3 separate regions of the Mus musculus genome follow, and regions 1 and 2 are each linked to region 3. The links are chromatin loops, found by intact Hi-C in ENCODE. Cell type or tissue: left cerebral cortex. All regions are shown on one strand.

Evidence for each region. A loop is a pair of places that touch in the nucleus more often than their neighbours do. Peaks named below come from ENCODE experiments on the same cell type or tissue, not always from the same donor. Only the 100,000 strongest peaks of a DNase experiment are listed, where the experiment ranks them.
Region 1: it touches region 3 in a loop (5-fold over the local background); 2 of 42 quality-filtered maps call a loop at or near these places.
Region 2: a loop joins it to region 3, with 4 times the contacts of the local background. A loop is called at or near these places in 4 of 42 quality-filtered maps.

Annotation. Positions count from the first base shown.
Region 1 is chr1:158,573,577-158,578,576 of GRCm38, forward strand. All of the region lies in intron 9 of Astn1 (astrotactin 1), which reads left to right. Among named protein-coding and RNA genes, the nearest start is that of Gm37679, 22 kb to the left of the region's middle. In left cerebral cortex, no CTCF peak of the experiment used is centred here; DNase peaks (open chromatin) are centred at 2,619 and 4,657; H3K27ac peaks cover 629 bases.
Region 2 is chr1:158,403,591-158,408,590 of GRCm38, forward strand. The region is part of intron 1 of Astn1 (astrotactin 1); the gene reads left to right. Among named protein-coding and RNA genes, the nearest start is that of Astn1, 44 kb to the left of the region's middle. In left cerebral cortex, no CTCF peak of the experiment used is centred here; DNase peaks (open chromatin) are centred at 1,308, 2,637 and 4,753; H3K27ac peaks cover 3,136 bases.
Region 3 is chr1:158,509,934-158,514,933 of GRCm38, forward strand. Astn1 (astrotactin 1) reads left to right here. Exons shown (of 23, transcript NM_007495.4): 6 at 1-62; 7 at 1,022-1,189. The region is part of intron 1 of Gm37679 (a long non-coding RNA gene); the gene reads right to left. Among named protein-coding and RNA genes, the nearest start is that of Mir488, 6.8 kb to the left of the region's middle. In left cerebral cortex, a CTCF peak has its summit at 2,378 (motif pointing left); DNase peaks (open chromatin) are centred at 745, 1,149, 2,368, 2,893 and 1 more place; H3K27ac peaks cover 4,134 bases.

The sequences.
Region 1 (5,000 bases), 64 kb after region 3:
CATATCTGGTAATAAATAGCACATATTAGAAAGACTCACAAGCGAAGGGGGAATTTGGGTACCAGCCATGAACTATTGAATTTTCATAAAATTTAATTCACACCAGGCCTTTTCTGGAACATAAGCTTATTTCCAATTTAGATCTTATTGTTCATTCTGGTAGTCAGTTTGTCCTTCACTTAACACACATTTACCACGTACCTACTTAGAGTCAGAGATTGCGTTGTTTGGCCTAGCAGCACAGACGTTTGTCTTCTTCTATGAGCAAGCCCACATTTGGAGGAATTGAACAGACCTTCACGGGGGAGATTGTCCCCAAGAATGACCTCAGTCCCTGCATGCCATTGCTACAGGGATGGAGAGCCACGGAGGCCAGGTGGAAAACTTGTTTCTTTGTTACCGCAGTAACACAGCTGCCTGAGGATCCTTTAACGCTACCTTTTCTGACCCCTTTGCTGTCAGTCACATGGACTCGTGTGTTGATTTTGCCCCTGTATCTGCATCGTTGAGCCCATTACCACATACATGCAGCTTGTGCCATTTGCCTTCATGAGTTAGGACGGACACAATCACAGTTCACATTTACATAACCACTTCCATACATGGCCTTTCCTTACCCTCCAGTCTCCAGACCAGAGCAGGTTAGGTCAAGTTCATGACACTGGCTACAGTCTGCTTTTGAATGTGGGTGCTCTATGAGAAATCAACAATATTCCTTGGTCTTAAATTTTCTGACAATGATTTTTTTGTTTGGATGACTTGCCCTTCATTTTCTTATTGCTCAACTTCCAGGACCATTGTAGGTAACACAAATGAGGTAAGGGGAAATCAGGAGAAATTTTATTGATTAGCATAGATAAGTTCTCCGTTTTCTACAAATTTAAAGTTAACACTAGTGACCAAAGGTTCTGGTTAAAGTTCTGATCTCTATTAGATCAGAACTTGCATATGAAAATGTTCCAACTCCACAAGCATCATATTTTTTAAGCTTGTACTGGCTGCCGAGTGGATACAACAGCCATGAACTACAGAGGGAGCAGGTGTGTGCTTTAATCCATGACTTCACCACCTCAGGAGCCAGTGGGATGATCAATATGTTATTAACAATTTTGGTCCCTAACATGACAATGACCCTATTCTCAAATGAATACAATAGGTTTGCTTCACTTGCTTTGAATCACTTTTAAATTAAAACCATTCTCGCGTCTAAGTCAACCATTGACCAGTGGCAATTCCAGGAAAAGTTTGATCTGGTCAGTGGGGAAAATAGGTTATTTATTTGCTGTTGTACTAATTCATAATTTTATTCTCATCAATTTCAAGCCACTGCATATTTCTCTCACCTGTGAAATAGAACTAAAATTCTGGCATTCAAATCTTTCTGCCATTGAGTGTTGATATTCACCTGTTAAATAAGTTGTTATTTTCCTATGAAATTTTCTATTTGTGGTCAAATCTACCTTCTACGGTACCCAATCCACTATATTCAATATTTTCTCATACTCTAGTCACTCAGTAAGATTGAATCTTTTCCTCATAATATAAACATTGAACATTTCCATGGTCCTGATCATATCTCCATATCTGTAATCTCTTGAGCATCCATCATTTCAATGCATGATTTCAGATGCTGTAGGCATGATCTTGATAGGCTTGATAAAGAGGCTTCCTGCCTTTAAGTTTCCAGACTCATCCAAGAGGTGACCTTTTATCTCTGACCCTATGTGATAATTCCCAGGCTCTACAAACCAGTTTATTCAAAAGTTCTGGGAGTTATGCTCAGGAACATATCATGGTAAACTTCATCTACAGCCATGTTGAGAAACATTGCTATAAAACTTTACTCTACTGATTCACAATGAATGACCACAGTAATTAATTGTCAATAAATTTATCTCATATTTATTTTTAACTTAGCTACTTGCTTCTGAATGAGGTGGTTGTTTTTTGGAGGAAAGATGTTGCATACAGAGCTTTAAAGATTGGATATAGTTTTGAAAATATAGTAGGCCTTTGGTAGCTATATATAGGTACTCAATTTAGATATCTCCCAAGCTCTTGAAATCAGACTAGGAAAAGATATGGATGGTGAACCCCACTTTGAAAACCACCAATCCCAAAAGGGTCCTGATTCAGCCAGCTGAGTTTTCACATCAAAGACATTCTTATAGTGACTCAGTGTGAAGAGTCACCCAGTCCACTGGACTCTCTCTCTCTCTCTCTCTCTCTCTCTCTCTCTCTGTGTGTGTGTGTGTGTGTGTGTGAGAGAGAGAGAGAGAGAGAGAGAGAGAGAGAGAGAGAGAGAGAGAGAGACCTTCTCTTCAAATGTGTATGGTGTCCCTGAGAATACCTTCTTCTTGACCCAGAAAAACCTAACCTAGGGAAGGGTGGAGATGCCAAATCAAGAGCTATTATGTTTCCCCACATTGTATTTTGCACCAAAGCTAGAGAGACAGCAGGCTTATTCTATCTGACACTGGAAAATGAGGGTTTGCCTCTGGACAGAAATTTCTATCTGGGTTTCAAGAGGACTGTGAAGCATAAGGCTGAGTCCTCACCAGCAGTGGTCACTCCCAGCTGTCTCTAGAGAACCAACGTGGGAGAGCAATCCAGATGCTTGCCTAGCTTCCACTGGCTGGTGTTTTAAAAGTCATTCCTGACAAATTTGCATGAATGAGGGACAGATGAGATTTCAGGACACAGCTTTTTTTTTTTTTTTCCAACAGCTTAGTCTATATTTGGTTTTTGGAGTTGTTCAGTACATTCTGCAGATGAAAGAAACTTTTAGAAATTCATATGCACAAGTCAGCATGGGCTGACAAGCTGCTGGGATCCATACCTGAAAAACTCCATCTTTCTTTCCTACAAAGGGTTGACCTTCAGAAGGTCACTGATAGCTTCATAGCATTAGATGCTGTATTGGTAAAATGGGGCCAAAGTACTTACTTGGGAGGGCTGTCTTGAGAATAAATCAGGAGCTCTGAAAAGTGACTTTTCTCCTTTCTTTCTTTCTCTCTCTCTCTCTTTCTTTCTTTCTTTCTTTCTTTCTTTCTTTCTTTCTTTCTTTCTTTCTTTTTCTCTCTCTTTTTCTCTCTTTCTTTCTTTCTTTCTTTCTCTCCCCCTCTCTCTCTTTCTTTCTTTCTTTCTTTCTTTCTTTCTTTCTTTCTTTCTTTCTTTCTTTCTTTCTTCCTTTCTCTTTTGTTTTTGAGATTTTTCAATACATGTTAGTTTCATTCCATATCAAACTTGCCTTTGCCTACTGGGTTTCACCTTGACCCTAGCACAGACCATTGTTTTGCAGTTCTTCTTCTCATGGAAAAATAATGTCTTGGTCACTAGATCCATCAAAACTCAAAGGTTAGCTCACATCCTGTTTACCAGGAAGGATTAGCTTCGCCAAGGCATTCTTTAAATTTGAACATTTGAGGGTATGTCATCCAGACACTATTGAAAATGAAGGAAACAAAATATCCTATTGATTATTTAATGACTATTTGTGGAATGACTCCCTTAGTCTAGGAGTTGTGTTCATCTTCCTCTGCTACCCAAGGACACACTTTCTGCTCAGTGATGGTGAACCTGGAAAAACTGCCAGGCACAATTCCATGCATGAACTGCAGCAGAGATTCTGTAACGTAGAGAGAGAAGAGTCCCTTTTCTCTGCCTAAGTATTAAAGATCAGCCTTCTAGGACACTTTCTGGAAGGCTTTATGATGGCGAAGGATTGTCTAATTGACTCAGCTCAGGTAAAGAAAAGAGAAAATAGAATCTAGAAAGAAATAGTAATAGAATCAAAAGTAATGTGATTAAAAGAGTAAAGATTTCAGGAGCTGCCATCATATGGTATGGAGGGAACAAAAACACAAAGCAGGGTTGGGGCCAGAAAAAGCTAAAGATGTGATGACAGTGGCACATTCAGATTCTTCAACTTTTCACACACGGAAATGTGTTAAATAGTTTAAGTTGGGGCAAGTTATAGATGCCCCCCCCCACTTGGAACACTGTGAGATGGTTAGACAGGAACCCCATTCTTCCATAAAAATAATTAACCATCACAAATGTAACACAACTGCCAACTATTTCTTAAACCTTGTTACATTATTCAAGTAAAATTATTTTCAAATCAAAATAGAAGACAAAGCCAATGTCCAATGAACCACATTACTCCTGATGCCATTCAAACTTGTGGTTGTTCTTCTGAAATGGTATGTGTTAGTATTGTCCTTGTCCAAGCTGCCTGGTATACATGTCCACCTCAAGAATGTCCTTGATGAAATCATATAAATGCCTGAAGGTCATTTATTTTATTTATTTCAACCCACATTTATCCTTAACTCCCAGACTCAGGGCATCTCAGATCAGCCTGGTGTTGCCATATTGCCAAATGATGTGTGTGTGTGTGTGTGTGTGTGTGTGTGTGTGTGTGTGTGTGTGTGTGTAAGTGTGCTGCTGTGCCTTCAATAAATATTACTGATTGATTTCCTAGTGAATAGAGCAATAGTCTTTTGTACCACCTGCCAAGTCCTAGGCTTGACTGCTGCCTCATAGGAAGAGGCAGGAAGATCTGAGAGCCTCCTACAGATTTAGAGCATCTCAGAGTTTCCTCAGAAGTGGAGAGGATTCAGAGGCATGGAGGACTAAGAAACAACAATATCGAAATGGAAGAAATAGCTCCAAATCAGGCCACCTGCCTCTCTCCCATAATCCTCTGTGCTGAAGCTGGAACGGATCTTCTCTTTCAGCAGCTCCGATGGCAAGAACTGTCATTCAGGTCATGGGAAGAAAACACATAGCTGTGCATTGGCTCTGTGGCCAGCACTCTGGCTGGGGCTACACACTTCATTTAAAACAAACAAACAAACAAACACAAAGGCACTAGTCTGATTTCCCAACATTTCAGGCAATGCAGAGAGCAGAGAAGACCGTGTGGGCTAGGGGAGAGCTGAGCAGGGCTTGGGATGTGGCTGTGACCAGCATGCTGACAGAGCTGGTGCAGAGGT
Region 2 (5,000 bases), 110 kb before region 3:
ACCCCTTGACCTCTTACATGAACACTGGGGACCTAACTCAGTCCTCAGCTTTCAGAGCAGGCACCATCTTGACCAGGGGATCCTCTCAGCCCTCCCTCTCTAGTGTTTTTCAATAAACACCTTCAAATGCTTTGTGTGCTAGTATCATCCATATTCCCTGCTGATAGATGGAAGGCCAGTGTGCCATGCACGGGGGCGGGGGAGGCAGCATTCTATGGGACCACTGGCAATGCATGCATTTTAGGCAACATGCACTGGTATCCTTGGCTCCTTCCCTGAACCCTCATGAAAGAATGTGTTTCTTCACTCCTGACCAGCATGTGACACCTTGGTTAAGCTCAGCTGCCTGTGGTGACAGTGAGAGAGGCAGAAGCAGTTGTGCCAGGCATTCATTGGAGAGTGGAGAGATGCCCTGGCCTGGTACTTTAGTCAGAGTAATCCCTAGAGAGAAAAGGTTTGAGGGTTGCCGAAGGGGCAGCACACTAGCTCACTATCTCAAGGGTTCTTTCCTCTCTGTCTTTTCCATAATTTATTGCAAGCAGTTGAAGAGACCTTTTGGATCCTGAACATTTCTGCCACCAGTTCTTTGAAATAGGGTGGATGGTTCCCGTCACTTCCCTTTCGGGAAGGCAGTAGTCTGATGAGTTAGGTAATGTCTGGACAGAGCGCTGTCCACTGTGAGGTAAGGAGAGTAGAATGGCCTGATGTAAAAACTCGGGCAGTGACAGGAGGTGGGCCACCAGAATGGGTATTAGTTCCAGGCTCTGAGCTGATTTTGTTGCTGGGGAGTGATGTTGGTTGGGAGAAGAAAGAGAATGGGAGAGGTGGCGAATTTACTCCTTCGTGATGTCTCTCATCAGACACCTTCGACCTTGCAAGTTCAGATTCTGCCCTGCTGCCACATCTCAGCAGCAATCAAATATGTCGTTTGAATTGTCGCTGTTGAGCCCCATGGTCCCCAGGTAGTGCAGCTCATCAGGTTGACAAGAAGCAAAGGTAGTTCTACTCTCTGGGCTTTTTTGCAGGTGCCATCATCACATTCAACCTCTTGAAGAACAGAAGAGATGTGGCTTGTGTCACTTGTGACTCATGTCTCTCATCAGTACCCATCTCTGGCCATCCATGTTAACTTACTGGGTCCCTTGGTAGCACAGGGTTTATCTTCATTCTTATCTTGTTGTGTTTCATTTTTAAACCACTTTGGCAAGAGGAGAATGGGATTTGGCAACTAACAGTAGGATTCCCATTGATCTCTCTTTTAACCCCATAACCCCAAAGTGCTCCAGGTAGCCACAGCACTCTCCTGTCGGTGTTTATGCATTCTGCCAGAGCCAAGAGATGAAGCTGCCAGGTTTACACTAAGTGAGTCAGGAGGGCTTTTCTTTCCTTTGCCTTTTTTTTGTGCTGCCTGCTCAGTTGCCATCAGTGCTTCCTCAGCTCAGGCGCTTGGTCCTGGGAACCTCTGTTCCTGGCTAATCTGCTATCCTGCTGCACTACAAATAAATCTAAGATGCTGGAGAGGAACATGATGTATTCTCAGCATGGAGGTCTGTCATCAGCAAGTCCCTCACTCAGTGTGGGAGCCCAAGGGAGCTCAGAAGAAGAGAAGAGAGAGGTGGTAGAAAGTGACCTTCAGGGATCACCCCTTTAGTGTACTAGGATGCTACATCCCCTAATGCTTATACTAAACATCAAAAGCTACAAAGGGGACACATAGGTGTTATCTCTGCCCTTCATTTAAATGGAGAAACCTCAGGCTTTAGGATTGTAGCTTCCTCATCAACATACAATCATCAACACACAGCTTTTGTTCTAAGGTTTGTTTTGACTTTTTTTTAAAATAGAATTTCACTAGGTAGCTAAGGCTAGCCTTGAGCTCACAATCTTCTTGCATCTTACTTCTGAGGGCTAGGATGGCCCACCAAATATGGGCCACCAAACCTTTTTGTTTGTTTTTTTGTTGTTTAAGTAAACTCAATCCTAGGACTGTCTAGTTTTAAGTACCACTTCTTTCCCATGAAATGAGGTTTTTGTTGTCTTTGTTTGCTGTGTGTGTGTGTGTGTGTGTGTGTGTGTGTGTGTACCTTAAAGTTGCTCTGGGCATGTCCATCCATTTTCCCTTTTGAGTCAGAAAATGGAATCTGTGTGTCACTTGTTCAAGGTCACAGAGCTGATAGGAGGAGCAAGGCTTTCTTATCCCTTTACACTGCATCATTCCCAGGAAGCAGTCAGCAAGGCCTGTCTGCCCTTATAGGATGCTGGGTTTTGGTGGCACTACCTCTGAGGTTTTTAAAAATTCGAACTCTTTCATTGTCATCACAGAGTGCACATGTGCTTCCCATGATGTCTATAACAAGAAAACAGCAGTTAACGCAGCAGCAGATTAAACAAAACCAGACCCGACTGGTGGAGCATTTAATTCATATCCTGATTTGCATGAGCCGAAAATACTCCACACTGTGGGGAAGGGTCCGTTTCCAAGTCTCATCAGCACCCAGGCTAAGTCACAGGCTCAGGGACAATTGGGAGTTGGGTGGGGGAGACTGTGAAGTTGGAGGAGCTGAGCTCAGTTCTGAAGGGGTGGGGTGGGTGGGTGGGAGAAACCTTGTTGAAGAATCCTGCCAGAAAAAAGGACCACGTGCTCAGGAATGTCTCCACAAGATGCAGCCCGAGTGTTGTCATTTGGTGGGCACCCTCTTTCTTATGACTGAATGTGTCCCCTGGGTTTTTTTTTTCCTGTAGATTCCAGCAGCTAGTAGAAAAGCTGAGGTAAACATCAGCTTAGTCAGAAAGACAGAGACAGGCTGCTTGAGTGAGATAGGAAGGGTGCAAACTCATTACAGAAGAAAAGTGCCGTCTTTCTGCAATGGAGGGCTCTCCTTGTGTCTGGGAGTCATGAATATTGCATCAAAAGAATAAGCTTATTTAAGAGAAGGAAAAAGAAACGCAGAAGCTGGGAGAATTAAATAACTCTGGGGAACTAGCCTCAGGAAGGGCTTTTCAGTTTGATTGTGGAAGTGAGTTTCTGTCAGGTTTTGCCCTGGAAGTTTAGCTTTGTGTGAATCGAGATCAAGAGAACCCTCTTGGGACGCCTGAGGTCAGGAGAAAGCCATTAGTGGTGATATGGTAGGCAGGGGTCCCCACAATCAGTGGGGCTTCTCCATGAAGCTCCTCACTTTAAAATTTTATAGTGTTTTTATGTGAAAGCTTGCCAGGGAAGTGGCAGGACGCTTCCAGAGGAATATTGTTGCAGCTTGGCATTTAAATATGGGTGCTCCTTGAATTATGATGGACTTAGGTCCTGATAAATCCATCCTAAGTTGGAAGTATCATAATTTGAAGACGCATTGAATACATCTATCGGAACAGTATAGACTAGCGATACAATACATAGTCCCTTTTCATATGGGGAGGGAGAATCTCCTGTTTTCCCTTGTAATCTCCGGGCTGAGTGACAGCTGTGGTTCGCTGCTGTAACAACATCACAGGAGAGTATTGTATCATCTATCACCAGCCTAGGGAGAAATGAGAGTTCAAAATCTGAAGTATCATTCCCGTTGAATACATATTGTCTTCACACTATTATAAAGTGAAAACACACACAACTTGGGCTTCTATAAAAATGGGGACAATTTGTGTTTGAATGAGACATCAGTCACTTAACAAGCACATCTCTTAGGGATGATCTAGTGTGATACACGAGAGCTCTGTTCCCCACCTGTCCTAGGATGCTGCTGCTGCTTGTGCAGAGTGGAGCCGATAACCACCAGCAAAATATCGTCGCTGAGAATGAGGAAGGGGCTCTTGCCTGCGTTCTCTGTCAGGCTCTGAAACAGACCCTCTGGGAGAGTATCTAACAGGACACCTATCTTTCATGTGAAAGTATAAGGGGTGTTTGCCATCTTCTTCCCAAACCTGTCTTGTTCCATGCCCTGATTTTGTAGGACTAAGTGGATGCCTTTGCCTACATACAGTGATCAAGGAGAGGGAGGATGCTGTGATGGTCAATATGGACTGTCGATTTTAAAGGAATAAGAATCAGTTAGGAGACAAAGTTCTAAGCATACCTGTTAGGGATTTTTTACACTACATTGAGTATGGTGGGAAGACTCATCATTCATGTTGATGGGACCATTCCATGGACTGCAGTCCTGGCCCAGATGACAAAGAGAAAATCAAGTGAGTGCCAGAATTCATCTCTTCCTGGTTTCTGAATGTAGACACAGGGTAGCTACCTCACATCCCTACTGCCATGGTATCCTTGCCAGGATGGACAAAACTGTGAGCCAGAATAAACTTCCTTTCCTTCAGGTGCTTTTGTGAGTGCATTTCCTGGCAGTGTCAAGAAAAATAAGAAGTATGTCCATCAGCAGATATACTTGGGACAGTTCTGTGCAATGGTGAGGATGAAGCAAAGAGAAGAAAGAGTAATGATACCAGCAAGAACAAAACAAAACAAAACAAAACAAAACAAAACAAAACAAATGGCAAGAAGAGAAAGGGAGAAGAAAGAAACAGAGAGGCATTAAACACAGTCCAGAAACAAACCTATGCTGCTCTGTATGGGCAAATCCATTGCAGGCGTGATATGGAGTTCCAAGAGAGCTGGCTTCTGAGACTTAGCTCATTTCAACTTTCAAGTTGCTGGAAAGGAAGAGTGGTTGGGGAGGAAAGAAAGAAAGAAGGAGGAGGAACCAAAATATCCTTAGAATTTCTGCAGCTTCTTTTGAGTTGAGAAGGGCTCTTTAGCCAGAGCCTCCATCCAGAACCTTGTTACCATGGCAACCGACTTGCAGCCTACAAGGCTGTGACAGCCCACTCTGGAGTTAGTGCTGCTGAACCAGAAAATGTTACAGGAGAAGTTCAGTTTCCTGGATTATTAGCATTAAAAAGATACACATAGAATTAAGGACTAATCTGCAAATTCACTAACAACTGCTGTTTTTCTCCCTTGACATTAACCATGGATTCTGGTCATTTATTTCATATCTACCAGGCAT
Region 3 (5,000 bases):
TGTCAGCTGCCCTCTTGTTGTCAAGATCACCCTACACGTCCCTGAGCACTTGATCGCTGATGGTGAGCTCAGTCTGCCAAGGATGGAACCACTCCGTCAGTAGTTGGTGGTTTTCAAGCTGGGCAAAAGATGGAGAAACCAAGGGTCACTATGGTGGGGAGGAGGGACATGCCCGAAAATGTAAGATAGAGGTTATGGCTAGATTGTACACAGATGTTTGCAGAAATTGAGCAAATGAAAAACGTGACAGGTCATCTCCAATACTCGATGCACATCGTCTGTAAGTAATCTTCTATTTGTAGAGAAATGCAAAGCACAGTGGCTATAGATGTGTAGACATCATGGTCTTTTTACCATTTGGGGGAAGAAAAGCTAACAGGACAGTAGAGGTGTTTAAGGATCGGCCATGCTTTGATTTGTTTGGTCCAGGTGATAGACAGTTAACTGCATTCACTTGTTATAAGTCTACACCTCAAAAGTAATAATTTACCTTTATGCAAGCGGACCCAAAATGATAAGTGACTCCCATAGGTTCTGAGAGTCCCTGAATCATTCAGTCCTACAGCGTCTAATTGACTTGTTAGTATCTATTCTCTTTGTTGCTGCAAGGCTGGAAACAGGTGGGGAGTGAGTGTTCATAGTGCTATTTCATAGGAGGTGAAGACAGGTGGCGCATCCTTGTTACGTGGATCAGTGCCAATGCCTTGTGGCTAGGTCTGATGGAGCCATGCCATGGCCACCACAGAGCCACTCTGTCCCTCTCTCCCTTAGGAACACTCCTGCAATATGATATGAGGCATGGCAGTAGGCAATGATATGGCTGGAAGGGTTAACGTCCTGGCTTCACAGCAATCAATATGACTGCAGGACCTCCATCTGCCATTCCCTTGTGCTGGTACTAATGGTAGGCTAGGATTGGTGGAAGTAATGATACTGAATTAGGATGTGCCCTGCCTCTGGTGACTTGTGCCCCTGTATTGTGTGTGCCTCTGCAGCCATGCTTCTTCTCTGTCACCCGTAGGGAGCCGCTTCATCCTGCTGGAGGGGAGCCAGCTGGATGCCAGTGACTGGCTGAACCCTGCCCAAGTGGTTCTCTTCTCTCAGCAGAACTCCAGCGGGCCCTGGGCCATGGACCTCTGTGCCCGGCGGCTCCTGGACCCTTGTGAACACCAATGTGACCCCGAAACTGGTAGGCGGGAGCACCGGGCAGCGGGTAACTGTCAGAGAGAGCGCATGCCTTTTGCAATCATTCTCTTGCGATTCAGACCATCTCACCCAATTCCGCTGTCCCTTTTTCATCTCAAGCGTGGACCATGCATGCATAGCACCATGTGGTTGAGTCACTGAGCATAAAAACATGCAATAGTCTGACAGAAGTCTGGGTAGGATCTTAACCACAGCCTTACTCTGCAAAGGCCAGTTTGGAATAACTTCTGCAGTCCATTTTGTCATTCTTTAGCTACTGTGACTATCCATTTATAATTGCAAAATTAATCCAGGTTTAGTATAAAAAATAGTATAGAAAAAAAAAGATAAACGTCTATATTTCTGTCTCCTATTTCTGACTCTTCATGTCCTTTCTTTCCATTACTAGTCTAGGCATAATTTTTTAAAGGTTTCCTGGAAGCATGGGAAGTCTAGTTGAGTTTTCCTGAATTTGTTTCCTTAATATTCTATAAGACTTTCCATAATCAAAATTCTCAGTAACATTTTAATGGTCATTTGCTATTATATCATACATCTGTACCATAGCTCATTTAAACAGTCCTGTTGCTTTGAATTTAGAAGGCTTTAGATTCTTTTTTATTTTTATAAATACTATTAAGACAAACCTCTCAACAACAAAAACAAGTGGGGCACATAGGAACTTATTTTTCTTCCAATGAACTTTAGGGATCGATCACTACCCAAAGGCGGTTGATATATTTTAGTGTGTGACTCTATCACACAAGACTAGGGTAGTTCTGAGTGAGGCCCAGATTCATGTATTGTGAAGTGGAGTGACTGCCTTACTCCTAGAGTGTTGTATACCCACGACCCCAGGTCTCTCTGCCAAGTAGATTTGCACTTTTGTGGTACGAAGGGTGTGTACTCTTCTTGTTACCATGACAGAATATTGAACAGAAACAAGTTAGAGGATGAAGGATCTATTTCGGCCCATGGTTGAAGGAAACACAGTCCATCCTGGCAGGGAAGGCATGGCATATAGGGTTCTATATGGTGGGAAGATGGCTTATTAAATCTTTATGGACCAGAGAGCCTAGCTGAAAGTGGAACTGGCCTAGATGCTTTAAGCCTTACCTCTCTCTACTCCTATGGCATTATACCTGCCAGCTAACCCTCAAGTCCAAAAGTGGCCTTCCAGTGCCACCAACTGGGGACCAAGTAGTTGACAAAATTTCACATTTAAACCATAGTAAAAGGTTCATATATAATAGCCACTACAAAAAAAAAAAAAAAATTCAGGAGCTAGAGCATCACTGGTGAAGCCCTACTGGAGAAGAAGTGTAGCACTATAGAACAAAGGAAGAGGTCATGAACCAAATCCTCAAGATCTTTGTCATGTGTAACTCCTGAGCCAGGCTGGGGATGGGGTGGATCTTCAGAAAGTTCAGTTCAGAAAGGTCTTTCTACAGATGTAGCCTAAGACCATATGATCTGTATTTAGTTGTAATCCATTATTAAATCCCTTTGAGAAACTAGCAGGTAACTGTGACATCTAAAGTTCACATTCTGAGGTTTCAAACTTATTTTTTTACGTGGGCCCATCACAGGGATTCTAGGTCCCCATATGGAAGAGAAAGTACAGCACTTTCCACATCTGATGTCTAAGACGGTGCTTGCTTGCTGTCCCTCCTACGCTGTCAGGCAAACACCAAACCAAACAGATGGGCTGTGCACTATGCCCAAAAGCACTGTGCTTGGAAGAAATTAAAAAGAGCTCATCTCAGAGGTGGGAACTCTCCATGTAGCAGAGCTGGTCTCTGGTACCCTCGTCCTCCAGCTGGTTAGGATTAGGAGGATTTGGGACAGTCTTAGATGTTAAACTCACTTCTGAGAGCAACACGATCTCCCGAGGATCTTACATGTTTCCTCTTGGCCTTGAAAGAAAACCAAGGCCTACAATTACATGTGGAAAGGAGGGAACTGCTGTTGTACACTTGGGAGGGTGAGACATGCTGCCTTCTTACTTTACACAACATTTAATTACCTGGGCCTGATTTGCCCAGAGTCCTGTGGATACTGATAAGGAGAGTTTTGTTTGTGTTTAGCCTATCATGAAGTCTGAACAAAAATAGGGTTGTTAAATGTAACTTGAACTGCTCAGGTATGCTGGGTCCGACATGTTTGTCATTCAACTCTTTAGGAGGTAACCTGGATTGAACATTCCTAGTGGGTGTGCCAGGAAGCTGGTTGTCTATAGAGAAGTCTGATATCTACCCTCTAGCCCTTTGCCGATGTCTAATTTCTAATCCTTCCTACAAAACGACTGTGGGAAGCCCCTCTCTTGCAAATGGTTTCCCGGTATCTCTAGCAACTAATGAACTTCCAACTGGAAAGTCACAAGGTATACTAAATATAAGAACACAAGCTCTGCAACAGAACTAAGGGACAACATCTTCACTTGGTACGGCAGCTGAGAAAGGATGCTGCGGAGCCGCATCTTCATTAATGCGGGGATTGGAACCCCGCCCACTTCTGTGCTGCTTCTCTCTGCACATGTGATGATGTGGTCATCCCACACGCTCATCACTAAGGAACTTTATCGCCTCCCACACTCCATCCTAGGAGCCTTTCTCTAAAGAGCTGAGTGTGGGAATTGGCTTCGAGTCAAGTCGACGTTATTTTTTGCAATCCTCCAGCTAGCTTCCTTGGAAATGTCAGCGTGTTGGGACATGTGCTTTCCCAGCCGAGCTGAGGGGTCTGCCCATATGGATTCACAGGGCTGTGCAAATGCACTTGTGTATTTTTTTTTCACACAGACACACGTACCCATAAACACACAAGCACACAAACACAGATGCTCAGGCACTGCGAAGGAGCAGCCTTTGGTGCCTGGAGCACTCCTTAGGCAGCTTTCCTAAAAGTGTCCCAAAGATAAGTATGTATTTACACATCAGCTGCACGGGACTCCACACTACCAGGTGTGAGAGATAGAAACATGGTCTTACTCCAGCAGATGCCCACATCCTCCTCCCCACAGTCTGATGATGTGTGATGTTGCATCGCACAGGAAGGTTAAATGGTGCATAGAATTGAAGTCACCTAATGACTGCTGTCACAAAAGCAAGATTACCCTAGATTATCTGGGTGTCCCAGTGCTCTGACAATACTTCTCAAAAGTAGAAGGGAAAATAGGTCAAAGTGCCAAGATGAAGGAATGATTCGTTAAGCTACTGTATACTTTAAAGATGGACAAGTCATGAACTAAGCATCCAGACAGCCTTTAAAGCAAGGGAGCAGGATCTCACTCTAGAAAGAAGCATAGCTCTGTAGAGACTTACTTTGTAGATACTTTAATCTTGGCCCCATAGAACCGACACTGGTCCCCTCTGGCCTATAATAAAGTGATGTTGCTTTAGGCATATGAGTTTGAGACTGGCTACAAATACATCAAAAGAAGGACAAAGCAGTTAAGGAAGAGAAACTTGTTATACTCCCTCTTCCTATACCCCCACCATAATTCTAGAACTTCTAAAGATGTGTGAGGGCCTGTGAAAAAATTGGGCCTGTAGGAAACTTGCTGGTTCATTCCATTTCCAGCCTTCCTCTCCACTTATATTCTAACACCATGTTACCTGGGAGGTACTGAGCTCAGAGACCAGCCTGGAGAAGAGCAAACCAAAACTGACAAATGTTCTTATAATCATCCCAGCTCCTCAGACCTTCTGCTTATATGTGGGCATGCCTGAGAAAGGAGAGACCTTCATACCTTTGTACTCTCTCCTAAGCATTGTGATTCTCTCCGACCAGGTTATCAACTTAGGACGAGTCGGTCC